Linked DNA regions of Homo sapiens: region 2 is linked to region 1. A link is a loop called in an ENCODE intact Hi-C map of the cell type or tissue named here. Cell type or tissue: dorsolateral prefrontal cortex. All regions are shown on one strand. Links, peaks and the distances in the headings refer to the core of each region. The heading gives the core; the rest is flanking DNA. Region 1 holds the start of PYDC5 (pyrin domain containing 5). Region 2 overlaps LOC105371460 (a long non-coding RNA gene).

Evidence for each region. Peaks named below come from ENCODE experiments on the same cell type or tissue, not always from the same donor. Only the 100,000 strongest peaks of a DNase experiment are listed, where the experiment ranks them.
Region 2: a loop joins it to region 1, with 15 times the contacts of the local background. A loop is called at or near these places in 5 of 110 quality-filtered maps.

The regions. Positions count from the first base shown.
Region 1 is chr1:158,994,593-159,004,365 of GRCh38, forward strand. It overlaps PYDC5 (pyrin domain containing 5), which reads right to left and starts at 8,159. Exons shown (of 1, transcript NM_001320010.2): 1 at 5,379-8,159. The coding sequence starts at 5,720. The coding sequence ends at 5,379. It also overlaps a transcript of IFI16 not described here. RefSeq lists an enhancer at 1,787-1,896. In dorsolateral prefrontal cortex, for the core only: CTCF peaks have their summits at 4,292 (motif pointing left) and 4,491; DNase peaks (open chromatin) are centred at 4,509, 4,909, 5,309 and 6,229; H3K4me3 peaks cover 2,908 bases; H3K27ac peaks cover 5,166 bases.
Region 2 is chr1:158,145,338-158,155,110 of GRCh38, forward strand. All of the region lies in intron 1 of LOC105371460 (a long non-coding RNA gene), which reads left to right. Among named protein-coding and RNA genes, the nearest start is that of LINC01704, 9.6 kb to the left of the region's middle. In dorsolateral prefrontal cortex, for the core only: CTCF peaks have their summits at 4,498 and 4,704; DNase peaks (open chromatin) are centred at 4,102 and 4,494; H3K4me3 peaks cover 1,402 bases; H3K27ac peaks cover 2,176 bases.

The DNA.
Region 1 (9,773 bases), core at 594-8,593:
CATTTTTCTCATGATCAGTCCTATTGAGCTTTTACTCATGTGCTTTTTGGCCACACATATGTCTTCTTTGAAAAACATCTGTTCACATTCTTTGCCCGCTTTTCAACAAGGTTGTTTGTTTTTTTCTTGTAAATTTGTTTAAGTTCCTTATAGATGCTGGATATTAGACATTTGTCAGATGCATAGTTTGCAAAATTTTCTTTTATTCTATAGATTGTCTGTTTACTCTGTTGATAGTTTCTTTTGCTGTACAGAAGCTCTTACGTTTAATTAGATTCCATTTTTCAATTTTTGCTTTTGTTATGATTGCTTTTGGCATCTTTGTTATGAAATCTTTGACCGTTCCTATGTCCAGATGGTATTGCCTAAGTTGTCGTCAGGATTTTTATAGTTTTGGGTTTTACATTTAAGTCTTTAATCCAGCTTGAGTTGATTTTTGTATATGGTATAAGGAAGAGGTCTAGTTTCAATCTTGTTCGTATGGGTAGCCAGTTCTCCTAGCACCATTTATTGAAAAGGGAGTCCTTTCCCCATTGCTTGCTTCTGTCAGCTTTGCCAAAGATCAGATGGTTGTAGGTGTACGGCCTTATTTCTGAGCTATCTATTCTGTTCCACTGGTCTGTGTATCTGTTTTTGTACCAATGCCATGCTGCTTTGGTTACTGTAGCCCTGTAGTATGTTTGCAGTCAGGTAACATGATGCCTCCAGCTTTATTCCTTTTGCTTAGGATTGTCTTGGCTATTCGGGCTCTTTTTTGATTCCATATTAATTTTAGAGTAGATTTTTCTAGTTCTGTGAAGAATGTCAATGGTAATTTGATAGGAATAGCATTGAATCTGTAAATTGCTTTGGGCAGTATGGACATTTTAGTGAAATTAATTCTTCTTATCCATGAGCGTGAAATGTTTTTCAATTTGTTTGTGTCATCTCAGATTTCTTTGAGAAGTGTTCTATAACCCTCAATGTAGAAATCTTTCACCTTCCTGGTTAGCTGTATTCCTGGGTATTTTATTCTTTTATTGGCAGTTGTGAATGGGATTGAATTCCTGTTTTGGCGCTCCGGTTGGCAGTTGTTAGTGTATAGGAATACTACTTATTTTTGTACATTGATTTTGTATCCTAAAACTTTGCTGAAGTTGTTTATCAGCTGATAGAGCTTTGGGGCTGAGACTATGGTTTTTTAGATATAGAATCATGTTATCTGCAAAAAAGGATAGTTTGACTTACTCTTGCCCTTTATTGTTTTTTCTCTTGCCTAATTCCTCTGGCCTGGACTGGAAGTACTAGAACATTATTTATTCTTTAAGTGTTGGAGTGCACGACTTAATCTTTGCCTGGCATGGCCCTAGGTCCTGTGTATAATTTGGTATTTTTTGGCCATGAAGAGTCTGTTCTGTCAGTTTTATGATCTCTGTTTTAACAATCCTGATCAGTTGTTGTGTCTAAACCATAAAAGGGAGGTAGGGTATAGTGAAGTGTGTCTGACCTCCCACCCATCATGGCCAGAAACTCAGTTTTAAGGTTTTCCTGGGGTCCCCTTGGCCAAGAAGGGATCTGTTCAGTCAGTGAAGGGCTTAACATTTTACTTTTCATTGATAAGCCACACGTCTTTCTCCATGCTTTTTGTATGTGTGGAACAGTCCTCAGTTACCTGGACCCAGGTGTTTCTAACTTAGGGGTTCATCAATCATGCCCTGTCAGGTTCTGTAGATTCAACTAGAACTGGCCAGAGCTGCTGACACCAGTGTGCATAGCCTTCCTTACAAAGGGCCATTTGTCTAGCCACCAAAGCCACCTTTTGCACTCAATGTGCACTGATTCTGCATGGATGTCCTTTCTACCAGGTACCGTCTTACCCAAACCACACTTTCAATTTCCCCAGCCTGCCCTGAGGGCACAGACCTGGGCTTTCTTCCTCTATAAAGAAAACACTTTTATCTTCCCAGTCAAACTGAAACACAGTTGTCTACACCCATGTCACATGTTCAAAAAAAGAGTACCTATCTTTTTGTTTGTTTGTTTGTTTGAGACAGAGTCTCGCTCTGTCGCCCAGGCTGGAGTGCAGTGGTGCGATCTCAGCTCACTGCAAGCTCCACCTCCTGGGTTCACGCCATTCTGCTGCCTCAGCCTCCCGAGTAGCTGGGACTACAGGCACCGGCCACCATGGCCGGCTAATTTTTTTTTTTTTTTTTTTTTTTTTGTATTTTTAGTAGAGACGGGGTTTCACTGTGTTAGCCAGGATGGTCTCGATCTCCTGACCTCGTGATCACCCGCCTTGGCCTCCCAAAGTTCTGGGATTACAGGCCTCAGCCACCGCACCCAGCCAGGAGTACCTATCTTAATTGAAAACCTTTGAGCAGTGGGCAGCCTTCTCACATTTTGGTGATGGCACTTGGGCTGGAACTGATTAAATTTCTGGTCTGGTGTTGACCATATGGAAAGGGTCACATGAACCTGGCAATGAAAGAATCCCATGGTCTGTTCTACATTCTTCCCTAATGGAAGTTAGCAACGCAGTCCAGTGATTTTTAGTATAAATTTAAGTGCATCTGTATGTTTGTCAGCATGTGCCTTCACATTTTCTTTATCCATTCATCCACTAGTGGACACTTAGGCTGAATCCACATCAATCAATGTGAATTGTGAATAGTGCCATTCATAACCGTGAATCGTGCTGCAATAAATACGAGAGTGTAGAGAGCTCTTCAACATACTCATTTCATTCTTCTTACTATAAGAAGTGGGACTGCTACATCATATGGTATTTCTCTTTTTAATTTTTTGAGGCGCCTCCATACTATTTCCCATAATGGCTTTATGAGTTTACATTCTCACCAACAGTGTAAGGAGCTCCTTTTTCTCCACATCCTTGCTGACATTTGTTATCTCTTGTCTTTTTGATAATAGCCGTTCAAACTGGGATGAGGTGAAATCTCATTATGGCCTTGCTTTGCATTACTCAATGTTTGGTGATGTGGAGAATTTTTCATATACCTGGTGGCCATTTGTATGACTTCGTTTCAGAAATGTCTATTCAGGCTTTTATCTACTTTGTAATCAGGTTATTTTATTTTGTTTTTGTTTATTTTATACCAAGTATTGAGTTCTTTGAATTCCTTATATGTTTTGAATAATCACATGAAGAAGAATAAAATTAGACTCTTATGTTTCACAACATGTGAAAGTCACTCAAAATGAATTAAAGACTTAAAGGTAAGATCCAGAACTATGAAACTACTAGAAGAAAACACAGAGAAAATGCCTTAGGACATTGGTATGTGTAAGAATTGTTTGAATAAGACCTCGAAAGCACAGGCAGCAAAAGCACAAATGGATAAATGAGATTACATCAAACTTAAAAACTTCTGCACAGTATACAATCAACAGAATGAAGGGACAGCTTACAGAATGGGATAAAATATTTGTAAACTATATATCTAACAATATGTCACTACATTTCAAACAATAGAAAGTCATGGACTCTGTCAGGGTTAGTGTAAAGGAATGTCTACTCTAAGAAGTAGTAAAACTAACTTTCAAAGGTAGCTTAGTTTCATGAAACTGGTTTCAGAGAGGTATGAAGATAAAGTTTCCCTTCTGTGTTGAGAGTATACGAGAAAAAACAGAGTGAAGGGAGGCCAAGGGAATCAGCCTATCATTCTACCACATCACATCAGTCATATTTCATCTCCCACACAGTGGTACCGATATTTGTGGACGAGTATGTCTGCCCACTGTAAATCTCTTTTTCATTAATAATCAGATGCAGAATTCTCACTTATTATTTCATTTATCATTTTCAACTTTCTATTTTAATCTTGCAGGACTTTTACAGAATTTGATCACAAGCTCTCTCAGCTTCCTTTTTCCAGGCTTAAGTGTCCTCATACTTTGTCATCTCTCTTTCCATCTACTGATCTTTCCCATAAAATGATTATTAACCGTCTTCATTAAAGATTTCTCCAGATCTCCTCTATCTTCCATGAGGTGAGATCGTGGGTAGAATACTGTATAGTGCTCCACATGCAGGCATAGCACTGGTTATGCAGAAAGAACTTTCAAGAAGGAATGAAAATTGAAACCTACAGAAAACACAACAAAAAACTGGTTTCCTCCAGGGACAGTTAAGGGTAGCATGGGGCACAAATAAATAAATTTGCTACTTTCAAAGTAGGCCTAGGCGTGATCTAGAATAGAAATTTAGAGCTGTAAAGGAACTTAATTGATTTCTGCAGGTCGGTTAGTTGCTTCCGCACATTATGTGAAGTTACTGCCACCTTGTGGCAATACCTAAGCACTACACTTTCTGACTTTGAATAACCTAGAAAAATATAATGCATAAGACAACAAGCCCTTTCGCTAAAGCGCCTTAAATATTGCCTAACAGTTTATATCTGTATAGATCTGTGGCTTATATTATCACTTACATGGTTTCATCTCGACTTCATAGAAATCATGTAAACATAGAAACCATGTTATCCATGTTGCGTGCCTGCGTGCGTGCGCGCGCACACACACACGGAGTAAAAGATGTCGTATAAGTTTTGCTGTTAGAGTTGAACTTAAAAATCTCTAAATTGTTACATTTGGAGGCTCTCATTTTGGGGGATCCTAGTGTGAGATGCTCCTTTGTTGGTCAATTTTAATTATACAGACATAAATAAAGGATATATTAATTATAGAGAAAAAGATCAGAAATGTAAACAAAATGCAGATAAGATGGAGACATTCAATGATTTGTCCAATAATATAAAAACAGTTTTTGTGTGCGGGTAGTTTGTTGTCATTAGTGGAAGGAAATAGAGAGAAGGATAAATAATATTTGAATTTGAAAGAGCGGATGTATGAATACAAGACTCCCTTGAAGAAGAAAGGATCGTCTGGGACCACAGCAGGCCGGGGACAGGGAGAAGAATGAGCAGGCTGTGTGGAAGAACAAAACGACCTAGTATCCCAGTTTATTTTTTTTCCAGTGCTATGATTTCTTTCCTTTATCTTAAAATCTTTGGTAAACATGTAAATGAGGTTTTGAGAAGTTAAGATTGAAATTCCATGTTCATGTTCGCTGCAATTGAACTGGAGAAGTGAAAATATGACAAATGGAAGTGGCAGCCCTAAGGGCTGGAACAAGAGATGCAAACAAAGGCTGGGATGGATTTGTGGAATTTGTAACAAACACTTCCTAGGAGTGATTTCTCAGTAAAAGGGGGCAACGAGGCTGGTGTAGTAAGTTAGCAAACAAATTCCAGCAGCCTTCCCTGGGGGACTTTCATGCTGAAATGCAATCCCTAGTGTTGGAGGTGGGGCCTGATGGGAGGTGTCTGGATCACGGGGGGTGGATCCCTCATGAATAGCTTAGTGTCATCCCGTTTCCCTCATCAACATGCATTCCCAGAAATGCCATGAAAGGAAAGACCAAGTCTTGACTGAGAAACGGACCGGGCAGATGAGGGACTCCCACATATACCTGTTTCCTGCTCTTCCCGAAGACATTTTGCCACAAGCATATAATTCAGCTTCTGAAAAATACGGTCTTCCTCACTGCAGACACCATGCCAGCGTTTTAAATCAAGTTGGCTACTCGTGCTGTTTAGAGTATGCAGTTTGCCTGTGGCAATATTAAACTCATCTGGAAGAAAGCACTTAAACCTATCCAGTTCCTCATCGGTGATGTTATCCAGGCTGGTTAGCAAGAGTATCTCCTTATATTTACTCTCCATCTCACGACTTTTCAGCTTATAAGGGATCCAAACTATGTAAGATTATACCACCAAAAGTGATTCAACATTCAAAATGAAGCAAGGTGAGCTGTTACTATTTTTTAAAGGGAAAATAAAATGTTTACAGTACAGTAAAAGAGATTTTGGTGAAATATAAGAAATAACTTTTTAAGCAAGATAGTCCTTCTTCCTGGGAAAGACATCTTCAGAGGGTATACAACCACCTCCAGAATTCTTAGAAAATGGGATCCATTTTCCTGTTATTTTTAAAACAGAGTTATTCAGGCATAACTGACATACAACACAATGCACATATTTCACATGTGCAATTTAAATTTTTTGACATGTATACAGTAGATAAAGCTCAATTTTTCAATTTCTTCTTTCATGGATCATGTTTTTGGAATCATATGGTTTGGATATTTATTTTCCCCAAATCTCATGCTGAAATGTGATTCCCAGTGTTGGAGGTGGGGCTTGACGGGAAGTGCTTGGCTCATGGGGGTGGATCCCTCATGAATGGCTCAGTGCCATCCCCTGGTTGATGAGTGAGTTCTCCTCTGAGTCACAGAGATCTGATTATTTAAAGTGTGTAGCACATTGAAGACCTAATGTGACCAGTAACCCATTAGAAGAAAACAGGATAATCTCAATATGTTGAGGTAGGGGAAGGTGTCTTAAGCACAAAAGGTGCAAGTCAGGAAGGGAAAGTTTATTAAATTTGATTGCATGTAAACTCTAAATTTCTTTATAAAAAAGAAAAATTAAACATAATACTTCCAAATCCTGAAAGAAAACATAGGCAATGTATATAATTCAGAATGTGTGTAGAACTACATATTGTCCCATTTGTACAGCCCATGTGAAAAATGGACAATAGGTATGAATAACCACGTTACTCAAATGTCCAACACACATATGAACAGGTGCTCAAAATTACCAGTATTTAGTAATTTTACTTTAAAAGTAGCAACCTATATGGTAGAGGACTTGAGCCAAGAACAAGAAAGGATGTTTATGAGCTGAAGATAACCAACTGTGACTTTTAGGGGAGGCTCCCATTGATAGAGACAATGTTAATGAATTCTGAGTTATTACTTTTAATATGAACTTATTATTTTTTCCTATAGACAGGTGATAGCTAGAGAAACCCTATTTATACATGTAGAATTTATAAGCAAAAATTGAAAGTATTTATAAAGTATTTTAAGGGACATTTTCAAAATAAGGAACACATTTCAAATACTTAAAATGATTAAACTACATGAACGCCCCTGTCTTACCAGTGAAAGAAAAGAAGGAAATTTGCATTTCCTGAGCATCTATTATATGCTAAACACAGTCAACTCAGCATGTTTCCCTACTTATCTATAAGAATGCAACCCTCCTACAACCCTATTACGTGCTAACATTCACATATCAATAACAATTTATATATAAGAAAATTAAGACACCTTTTATCACATAAATATAAAATTTACATTTTACTCCATGATATCTGTTTACTTAAAACATATTTTAAAGTATTTGCTATAGGGTAAAATGTATACCCAAAGAAAATGCAGACAATTGATTTGGTGGCTTCATGTCCCAGGGGTGTACACACTGTAGTTGAGAAGTATGGTCCTGTACCATGCATAATAGCTGACACTGGGTAGCAACTTACTGTGTACAAAGTGCTTTCACATGAAGCCTGGAAGACACAAAGAAAAGAAAATGTTGAGGGAGCATATAATCATCTCTGAATGGGGATGATAATTCCTATCTCCAGGTTGTAAATACACAGTATGGTATGCCTGATACAAAACAGCTGGCATTTATTATAGTCTCTCAATTGTTACATTTTAAATTAGGTGGCATGAGTTACCTGGAACCAAACAGCTAGTAAAAGACAGTACATATTACTGAATTCAAGTCTTCTGAATCCAGGAGCTCTGCTTTTTCTTATGCCAACAGCCTGCTTATCATACAGAGAGTATGGAATGATTCTCTGTTTAAAAAAATTAAAAAAGAAAGAAAAAAAAAACTAGTGTTATTTGCTTCGAAAACACCAACCCTCAGATATATAGTAGTGTTATAATTGAAGCATTAGCAATTATTTTCTTTGTCAAATCATTTATTTCTTTTCAACCAGAATATTGGCAAAGCTTGCTCCTTCACTCTGTTCAGATTTCTGCTTGTTTTTTTCTAAGCTCATCCTTCAATGAACACATGCTGCAAAATAGCACGATACCGTTACTATTACCTCATACCATTTGTATTTCTTCATAGAATTTATCTGCTTGTAATATATAAGCATTATATTATATATGACATTATAGTATAAATGCTGTTGCTATTTGTTTATTCTTTAATGGCCAGCCTGCTGAAATAGAAGTGCCTTGTGGTCAAGCATTTGTGTGCTGTTTATTGCTGTACTCCTACCACCTAGAGTAGTAGGTCCTCAATAAACATTTGTTAAATAAACATATGTTGAATCAACTGTCTAGGCATCCCATCTAAGACTTCAGCCCTGGGAATCTCTACTTCCTAGGCTCTATTCATCCATATGGCTTGATTACTCAAGAGCCAGAGTTACCTGAGAATGCACAGAGCAAATGTCCTCACTGCACATTCTTGAAGAGGGATGTTCAAGCCAGAAATAGCATAGATAAAAAACAAAATTATAATCAAACCATATCTATCTACTTGTAGAATGATTTCAAAAGACAGCAAGGTTAAGAAGGCTTTTCAAAATCCAAGGCATTATGCCAAATATATAACATATATTTAATAAAAGTGGAAAATTTGGAAACTTCCATCTCTGGTGGGAGTAATCCAACTTCCTATGGTTCCACTGTGCAAGATACCCTAGATTCTAAGAAGGAAGTAAAACATGGTGTATTGCAGGGAAACTTCAAGTAATTGAATTTGTGTGAACTTTCAGACTAAGCTGATAGAAAATCGCATGGTTTATTTTAATGTTTCTGCTATTAGTTATTTTTTCACGATAATTTAACTGGTGAATCCAGTTATCTATTTAGACAATAGATGTATTTTTATTCTGGCTATGTCATAATATTCTGCAATTACAAAATCACATAACACTTAAATTACTGCCGTAAAGCTAAGAAGAAATAACTTGCCATATTCCAAATTCCTAAAGGAGCTCGATCTCTGTTACCTAAGCAATCCCTCCTCTGTTTTGCTCTTTTGTGATTCTTAGGCTGGAATCACGTTTTGGCTCTATCAGCCTAAGGAGCAGTTAGCCACCTGTCACTGAGTTAGGGAACAAAAAGACCAAGGCGATAGGTATTTGCACCATAAACTTCTCCTATCTTGTATGTCCATAATTCTGTATTATTATTATTATTATTATTATGTTTTGAGACGGGGTCTCGCTTTGTCGCCCAGGCTGGAGTGCAGTGGCATGAGCTCGGCTCGCTGCAAGCTCCGCCTCCTGGGTTCACACCATTCTCCTGCCTCAGCCTCCCGAGTAGCTGGGACTATAGGCGCCCGCCACCATGCCCAGCTAATTTTTTGTATTTTTAGTAGAGACGGGGTTTCACTGTGTTAGCCAGGATGGTCTCGATCTCCTGACCTTGTGATCCGCCCGCCTCAGCCTCCCAAAGTGCTGGGATTACAGGCGTGAGCCACCGCGCCCAGCCAATTCTGTATTATTTTGCATTTCTGACACTCATGACTTGATACCTTAAACATTCAAACACATAGAAGCACTTATTTGTGTGAACAGCAGTTTCTTTCCTTGAACCAAAGATTGTCAACCCTTAATCTAAAACATAAAAGGAAATAAAATTCAAACACCACTTCTCCATTACTTGTAAATTTTATTTCTCTCTTCTTAATATATTAATACCCAAATTCCAGCCAAAATATTAAGGATGGATGTGGTGGCTTATGCCTGTAATCCCAGCACTTTGGGAGGCTGAGGTAGGTAGATTGTTTGAGCTCTGGAGTTTGAGATCAGCCTGGGCAACATGGCAAGACCTTATCTCCAAAAGAAAAAAAAAAGGTTAAGAAATCTAAATTTCAGTTAATTTTGCCCTTATTGCT
Region 2 (9,773 bases), core at 1,101-9,100, 850 kb before region 1:
GGGATACTTCTTTGGCTTCCAGCCCAGATGGCCTTGGCATTCAGCCTGGGACAGTCCATTGTGAGTCTCCATGCCCCAAAGGCATTTCTGACTGGCCAAATTGGGCAGTTACACTGTGAAAGCATAGCTTATAACATTTTTATCTGTAGCAAGTTTTGAATTAGCTAAGTAATGTCCTGTTCTCCATTTAATATGTAATACTGCTTTTTTTTTTTAGTAACCCAATGGGTCCTGAGTAGCTTAGGTGGCAGGCAGGAGTGCCTATACCCCACTGTTAATGGCTTGAACTCTTAGCTGTGAAAGGACATACCCCCTCAGGCAGTGGTGATATTTTGTTCCAGAAGCAGCCAAAATGTCAGTGCCTACAATACACTTAGTGATGGAATCATGATCACTGGCACCTGAAATGGCCCAAAGGGCCCCACCCACAAGCAGATAAGCACCACAAGCAAATAGGTACCATGAGCTACCATATTCATTTCCAAACTTCCTGATGTCATCAGTTTAACTTTTTTTCCCCTAAGGGGACCTGGAAATATTGTAATGTGGGCCCCAGGGCACAAGAACCCCAGAAAAGTCTGAATCCTTCTCCTTCCCCCTTTTATCCTGACAGGAGTATGGAGCCATTGGTACTCAGTGGGGACCCAGAGACCTTGGCTCCATTTCTAACTGCACCATTCAGCCTGAGACATTTGGGTCTGCAGTGTCCTTTATCAAACACACCGCCCAGGCTGCGTAAGACTTCCCTGGCCTTCCTCCATATCCATCCTTTAGATAGGCGGTCTCCCCATCTGTGAAGACCCACCCTGTGTGTGTTGGTTCCCTCTCAGATGTTCCAGGGACTGTCTGAGGACCTCTTTCCCATTCTCTCTCAAGTGCCTCAGGGTCCATCAGAATACCCACTTCCCAAGCTCTCTGGCCTGGGAATGAGCGATTACGTAAGTGCCCAACACCCAGGGAATTGTACACTGCTCTATCCTGTTTCTACATTCCATACCCTCTCCTCGGTCTATGCAGCCAGCTCACTCCCATCTGCAGGGGAGGTGGGGAGACTATGTTTCGCTTATCATCCTTCCCTCCCCATGACTCATCCAGCTGCATGTCCCGTCAGTTCCTGAATGCCCAGGCTGACATCTCTGCCTTGGGTCAGATACAGGGGGATATCACCGTCCCACTTCACCAGAAAGCCATGGTTCTGTCAGATCAGACCCTGCTCATAGCATCAATTTTGTGAGGCAGGTTCACTAATAACCAATCCCAAGAGAAGACTCCCACTACAAGCAGGACAGCAGAGATCGACACTATGCCAATCGACAGAAATAGGAGCCCACACACTTCTGCCCACTACATCCTGGCCTGAAGGTCTACCAATGTCTGCTGGAGATACACTCACATGCAACAAATTTTGTGAGGTGGGATTATTACTTACAGGCAAGCAGCAAGGGAAAAAAGAAGCCTAGGATCCATTGTGAGGCAGCCCTCAAGGCTCAAGGAAGCTTCCTGGGCAGGATTGAGTGTTGCCCGTACATGCCCCATGTGCACCACAAGTGAGGGGCCCCAAAAGGCAGCCCACTATGAGTTATATACCTCAGGGGTCATGTGACTCACTGGACAAAGCTGGGAAGGGCATCCTGCTTCCAGGGGAGAGAGGTACAAAGCCTGGGCTGTCCCTGGCACCTCCTCTCTAACTCCAGATGTTACATTCCCTAGGAGGGACAGGAACAAGGAGGCCCAGTCTATTTCAAGCGGTTCCTTCCTTTCTCAGGATATTGTATTCCCAGCACATTTTACAGTTTTTCTTGAGAATAACAAGCAAGAAAGAGAGGAGAACTGGGTTTGTCCAAGGCCACTTGGAATATATTGTCCTGCGCTAACATCCTAGAGGTGCCATTAAAAGTGGAAAGTTAGTTCTGCTACCCCGAACCATACTACAGCTCCCCATCCTTAACATCTCCTAGATTTAAAACCATCCCCTAGAAGATAATATGGAGGTAAAAAGAGAAAGGGCACTGATGGAGTCGTGTGTACCCAGCCACGGAAATGAGTGATGTGACTTTTGTTCTCACCTCCTCCAAGTGAGGGGTCTCCAAGAGAATCACTCATAGAAATTGGTGGGCTGGCAAGAAGAGACTGTTATCTCAATCTCTGGTTGGATATCTGCTGATGAGCTTGTTGATCTGTACTCTGTGATCACTAGAGCAGGGAGAGAAGGATGACAGGGAAAGAGCTATCACTCTTACCACTTGGTTTAGCAAGGATGTGTGAGTCAAATGAACAGTGTGGAAATCGGTGTGAGTTTACTGTGAGTTAAATGAACAGTGTGAAACTCAACAGGGTGTGGGCCATCTTGCCGGTTCTCCTTCCAAGAGAATTGGCTGCCAAGCCAGGGAACCTAGTTATACCACCAAGAGCAGGGCTGAGGGGTTGTGGGAAGTAGTTATGAGGCAGGAGAATAGGGTCTGAAGGCAAGGAACCTAAGGCGGTTTCATGCCGACTTCCTTAGAACTAAATTGAAAGGAAAGCCTTAACTTTCCACGCCTAAGTAACAAAAGGACCAGAAGCTGCTCCCTTTAAAAACTCCTACCTTTTCTGCAGGGCAGATGGGAAACTGAAAGTACCTCTGATTGGTTGCTTTTTGCAATCAATCAGATGTTTGCATAGGAGTGTAACTTTGTAACTTCACTTCAGCCTCTGATTGGTTGTTTTCCACAACCAATCAGACTGATTGTGGGCCACCACTTCATTTACATGGGGTGAACACCAAGTGGCCGATGGGAAACCTCTAGGGGGTATTTGGACCCAAGAAAATGCTGCATCAGAGCCCTTGAGCCTCTGCTCAGCCTGCTCCCACACTGTGGAGTGTACTTCCACTTTCAATAAATCTCTGCTTTTGTTCCTTCTTTCCTTGCTTTGCTGTGCGTTTTGTCCAATCCTTTGTTGAAAACGCCAAAAATCTGGACAACTTGCAGTCAAGACCCTCTACCAGTAACAGTTTTAAGCTGCAGCAGATCTCCCATCAAGGAATTGTGTACTGGGGAGAGCTCCCAGGGAACTAACCCATGTGCCTATTAAGAACTAGCATTTGGGTACCTTCCAAATGGAAGGTATTCGTGACCAATCAGCCTTCAACTGAGAGGTGGAGAGAACCAACAGACAATTGCAATTAAATGCCCAGTTAGGCAAAATGACTTTTGGCCCTCACTTCCCAGCCCTCCCTGATTTTTCCTCAGGGTCCCAACACAATAAGTATTTTTGGGAAAGGCAGACTTCTATTAAAGGACAGAATACACCACTTCCCCAAACCAAGCTCCACTGCTCAAGTCTGGCTGGTGCTGAGGGGAAGGAAGGAAGTTTTGCAAATCTCACTGCAAAACTTGAAATGAGATGTAAGATTTTAAGTGGACTGCATTAGACTGGACTTCTAATAATTAAGTAAACAGAAAACTACAGAATCCGTCAGGGCTGGAAGAACTGAGAGTATGGTTGAAGGCACTGGTTAAAACCTCATTGAGAATATGTTCAGCAGAGTTCAGAATGTTCATTAAGTTGTTTCTACATGCAAAAAGTCTTTGAAGTAAGAGGCAGCCTGGTTTGTTAAACTGATAGTTTCTGAAGATGACTGGAACACAGAGGGAGAGAAGGAAGTCTGGAAGACTAGGAAGAAGTCAGGCAATGACAGCCTTGTTAAGGTGTTCGGACTTTATTCTGTGGGCCAAGAGAAGCCATGAAATATTTTAATGATCAAATTTGCATCTTAGAATGATCCCACAGCCGGTAGGGTAGGGACTAGAAACAGGGAAATCATTTAAGCAAGAGAAAATGGTATGGCAGTGGAGATAGAGAAATGGCAGTGTGGATGGAGAAAAGTGGGAAGATATGTAGGTGGAGAACTGTCAGGAATTGCTTACTGATGAGACGTGGGCTCGAGGGAAAGGCGAAGGAAGCTTCTCTTTCCCTACCTCTCCTTCCAACTGGCCCTAGAATTGCTGTCCGGTTTCCAGTCCCTGCTCACACTTCATTCAATGGTGGAGGAATGCCCAGCTGCTGTCCCATGGGGGTCTGGAGGTCTATGGGCACCAACAGTACCATTTCCACAGTCTTTCCAGCAGCGATAGGAGGCAGGCTGTGCCTCGAGTGTCATCTGGTTTGGAGGCCGAGGTCCCCACGTTTAAGTGACTTGCTTAAGACCCCACAGCTGGTTTGTTACAGAGTCCAAATTTCACTCTCAGCTTTAGGGCTCTTTTAATAACACTTCATTGCTGCATCCCGAAGTTAAGCAAAAGAAACAAAATAAAGATAAAAAGGAAAGCACTGTTCCAAATGCATAGCCTGGAGCATAGCAAAATATGTAATTAAAGACCCGCGCCTGATGTCGGGGAGCCTCGATGTGCGCATGCGTCCCAGGCTGAGGCCGCCGGAAGAGGTCAGGCGGTTCGCCGGCGTTCCAAGTTGGAGGCCAGCCCAGGACAAGGAGGGGAAGTGCGCATGTGCTCCAAATCATTTCCCGGCCGAGGAAATTGGCTAAGACCGTTAGCTGGTGGGAATCGGAAGAGAATGGGTCACTCGGGCTGTGCGCGGGGCACTATGGGTGTTGTAGTTTTTGCAGGGTGGTAGCAGTTTGTTCTTTTAAGAGGAAATCTTCGCGACTAGTTGAGTCACGAAGATTTTTGAGAAAATCATTTGAGAAAAAGTTGCTTGCACGGGGGAATCGAGTGTGGACTAGCTACGTGGGTGTGGCTTAATTCTGCTGTTTCTCTTTTGGATGAGACATTGAATGAAGTGTGAGCAGGGACTGGAAACCCGACAGCATTTCTAGGGTCACTTTCTGCCTTGCCTTCGTTAACGCTCAGTTCCTCCCACATCTTTGGCTTCCCTCTATAATACCTACAGATTCCCTTTATTATTTCATACTAGCTCCGACTAGTCTTAAATACTCTGTTTCTGTCCTCTTTCTCACACGCAGTTCCTGGAATCTTCATCCTTCTCTCCCTCGTGAGTACCTTTTCTTGTTTTTGTCCTAGACAGGGCTCCTCTAACACTCTGCCCTTGCCCCAGGAGTCACGCCAAGGACCCTAAGAAAAGGATCCCACAGTAAATGTTTTTAGGCACGAGCAGATCGGAACCATCCTACTTCATTTCACTTATTTCTGCTTCTCTTCCGATCCTTGTCTCTTCTGGTTCCACCTCTATGTTCTACCTCTCTGTAGCCTCTTTGCTTCTTTGAAGTCTGGTGGCCTTAGATAGGAACTCTCAGACCTGCCATTTTGTCTCTGGCCTCCACAGCCTGTCATTTAACAGAGGACCTAACCCTGGGTTGACTTCTAGGTCAGAGAGTGGGAAGTGAAACAAATTGGAAAAAGAGAGGAAACTGATGTATTAGGTTTGAAGAAGTCGTCAGGGAGATATATGGTGAAAGAGGGGGAAGAGAGAGTAAAACTTCTTGTGCCCTCAAAAACTCTTTAGTGCTGGCTGTGTGCAGAGGTCTGTGAGCTCTGTGGTGGGGATGCATTAGTTAGAATCTTAGATGCTGAGAGTTCAGTTGTAGAGAACACAGATATACAGGTGAGCAACATTGCAGAATGACATCGATTTATCTTTTACCTTTCTGTGTGTGCTTCTGCTCCTTCCCATACCTACCCCAGCTAATTCCAAAGTATTTTGCTTCTTCACATCTTTCTCTGTTATACACTCCACTTCCCATTCTTAAGGCCCCCTTCCCTTTGTTCTGACCCAAGCTATTTCTTTTGTATATCATGTTAAAGTCATATTTTAGTCTAGCTCTCAAAAACACCATGGTTGTATTTTCAAAGAACTTCCAGAATCTGCTTATTATCTCTTTCAAAGCATGAAATATGCAATAAAACCAATACTATTTTTCATTTAAAAAATATGTAGAGTAATAGTTGAAAGTGGAGAGTGATAATGGATGAATGAAAGTTGACCAGAACCCAGGAGTTTGAGACCAGCCTGAGCAAAATGGTGAAACCCCATCTATACAAAAAATACAAAAACTAGCCAGACATGGTGGTGACTGGACCTGTGGTCCCAGCTACTCGGGAGGCTGAGGTGGGAGGATCGCTTGAGTCTGGGAGGTCAAGACTGCAGAGAGAGCCATAATCATGCTACTGCACTCCAGCCTTGGCGACAGAGTGAGATACTGTCTCCAAAAAAAAAAAAAAAAAGAGAAAGAAGGAAGGAAGGAAGTTGGAAATTTGGCTATACCTCATTTTGGTTTTCTTCCTTTGTTTTGAATTCTCAAAAATGTTGGATTCCCATAATACTAATATACATTTGAGACATGTATTTTTTTTTCTTTTTTTACTCAGGTTTGGTTAGCAGGACATTTCCAGGGTATCACAGTATACTGAAATATTACAAGAAAGGTCCATAAATGCTGTACATCCTCCAATCTGTAAATTGTTCAGCAACAGGAAGACAGTGAAAGATAGACGGCAACTCACCAAGAAGAATATGTCAGTGATTTCCCCTAAGATGTGATTGTTCCACAGAAGCATTCTTCAGGGGAGTGGGTCTGTGCAGGCAGTAAGTGGGAAGATCTTCACTTAGTGTGCCGTCCTTCCTCAGCTTCAAGAGAATCCACTTGAAGGAGAAGTCCCATATATTATGTCCAATGCTGTGAAGCATCTTTTGGTGCCTTCATTTCATCCAACACCAAAATCCTCAATGGTGAAGAAATCTATAAATGTAGTATTGACCTTGAGAAAAAGTTGAGCACAACTGCGCCCTCATGCAGCACTGGAGAAACCTATACATGTAAAGAAGGACAGTTTTCATTTGACTCTCAGAGCTGATTGTATATTGGCAAACATATTTTTCTGCCATTGCTTAGGGATAAGAAATCTAACAGAAACATCAAATAAAATACTGAAGAGAGAAAAAAAACACTTTTTTTTTTAAGGCCTTCTAGAAGGGGCAATTGAGCATACTCCACATATGTTGGCTAGTTTACCAGGAAAAAATAAAAGGAGCCAATTTGAGCAGTGGACTCTAGGTGACAGTTCTGTTTGGGCTGATGAAATCGATCAGCCATGAATACTCTGTCAATGTCTCCCACTACGATTCTCTTGCCATTTTTTTTTTTACCCAACCTCCACTATTTGGCCTAAACATCACCTCTGTCAGTCTCAGAGTTACACTCTCCCTCCTGTATTCTCAAATTTTCACATAGTTGTATGTGTGATTATAACATCATGGTTTCAGCTGGTTTCATCCTCTGGTCCGTTTACCCACCTCTTTTGATCATCGCCTTTTGTCTGGGCCATAAGTGAAAGTAAAAAGGACATTAGGTGAGTAGGAAAGGAGATTTGTTCACAATGCCTTTCACCTTGGCATTTGCCTTGGCTTCTGACCTTCTTTACTCTGGGATGCTTTTCGTGACCTCTCACACCCCATGATGGGTTAAGGGGTCTTTCCTCAAGTTGGTTTGCCCCGACTTTAGTACTTAATTATGCTGTATTATGTCAGGCTTAGGTGTATATCCACCTTACTAGTTGTAATCTCCATGCAGACATGGAATATGTCCTATTCAGCATTGTGTTCCTAGTACCTGGCATACAGTCAGTATGAGTAGATGAGTGAATGTAAAGCTCTTGTTTTTGCTAAACCCCTTTAAACCTTCTTGCTTCCCTCTTCCCCGTCATTTTTTCACAGCTCTGTGCTTCCCGTCCCCCATTAGTCCCCATCATTTTTCCACAGATCTGAGTTTTTCCCCCACCATTTATGTTCATACATTTTGCTTAGTTAAACCCAGCTTGCTCGTCACTGGCTACATGGAAAGGTGCTGGATATGGATGATTGCTTTTAGTATCAAAATCTGTCGGAAGTGTCTATATATTTTTCTTCCAGCCTTAGGCTTATTTTATGAAATTAAAATAAATATGAAGACTCTGTAGGTCTTGAGTTAGTATCACTTGAAAATGGAATTTCTCTGAATATTCTCTGAATAGAATAGTTTCTTGCTTGTTGCTGATATTGAATTGTAGGCCATTTTTGTAAGGATGATCAACTCTGAGTCATCCTTACATCCTGTGAAGAGAATAGACTTGTGAAGAGGCTCATCTTTCTTTAGTTTGGGAGTAGTGTTTTCATTTGATTATATTTAATGTTGGGAATTCATACTACTTCCTAGCATATCACGACACCACAATGTGAAGTCCCCATTTAGGAGGCACTAGAAATCTTCCTCATTTCACTGCCTGTTCAATTTCTGCCACCCTTTAAGCTATATTAATTATGACATGTCTTCCCGGATAGATGTAGGTGCCCTGGAGCAAGGCACACCAAAAAACCACTCCTTGTTCCTCTGCCTAATTCATTGTAAAAGCATATTCTTTATGATGGCCTCAATATTGCCAGTATTTTCTCTTTTCATATTAATGTCTGAAAAATGGCTCTGGGATTCAGAAGCTGGAATTTAGATTCTTTGTCACTAAATAGTTTCCCTCTGTTCATTTCATTTTCACTTGAATTCCCTCATATTGGGAATTCCCTGGGGTTACACACCAACCTTCCTTTGACTCTCCCCAGGTGGCTCATACAACTCTATTTGAGGAAAAGATTGTTGGGAAAAGAAACTGTACAGCAGAAGGGGAAGCAAGAAAGGGAAGAACAATTTTACTCAAAATGGTACTTCTGAGTTTAGTTTTCTTTTCAGAGATGCTATGAAGTCAAGCGTACATTTTTCCTTTTGCCAGTTATTCATTTGTTTTATCCTCTTTCTTTTGGGTCTAAGGATTCTTTCTAGGCCCAGTGAAAACTTTTCCTAGATGATGTGTCCATTTGAAACATAGCATGTGCAGAGAATCCTGATAAGGTGCAAGAACGCGATCAGGATTGTTGTGAACAAGCTTTGGCAGGGGGAGGGGTGTGTGTGTTGGAAGCAGTGTGCAGGGGGAGATGTAGAAGGTCAGCTTCGGTTCCCTTTTTTTTTCCGATCAAAATGAATATGAGGAGGATGTTTAGTCCATTAGGAGAGTCTAGAGAGGAAAGGAATAAGGGAGGGTGAGGGAGAGGTAGAAGGGACTACAAGGAGGTCCATTTTACCTGGACTGTGTATTTACTGTACCTGGGGAGCATTACTGAAATGTACAAAGTTGCCTGTTAGGAAAGGGGTCCTGGCTGGTCTCCCTCCCACTGGAGGCACTTTGACCACAATTTTATAGATTGTGAAACAAATAACTTGTTCAAAATCTCACTGCTGTTAGTGACGGAGGAGATGAAAGAACCAAGGTTTGAGCGTTGTTTGACTAAAAAGCTCTTACTCTTTTCCTTATGTTCTGTTGGCTAAGGTATGGTGGGGTTAGGGTGGGGTGGAGTCACTGGCATTTCTGGTACATTCCTGGAGTTCCTCATTAGTAGGGAGGGGTTGTTGGGATGCAGATGTGAACATGGACATGCTAAATGAGGACAAATTATACTGCTGTCTCCTGTCCTTTTTCTTCTTGTGTTGTGACCCTTGATCACTCAGTCAGACATACCAGTGGTTACATACTCACACTACAGCACCTTGACAGCATGGACAAACATCGAGGCAAGGGAGGCATATTTGGGCAGAGTGGGAAATGATCTTGGTCCTTGGGAGTCTTTGGGGATTCTGCTGCTTTTCCTCAAGTACCCCATTTTTTTCTGATCATTTGTGTGTTTGGGGTGAGGTGGCTGGTGCCTAAATAGGCTGGTGCCTAAATAAGATGGGATATAGTGTTCTGGAACCTATGACTTCATCTGCTGCTTGATGTAGGCAGATCTACTCAGGA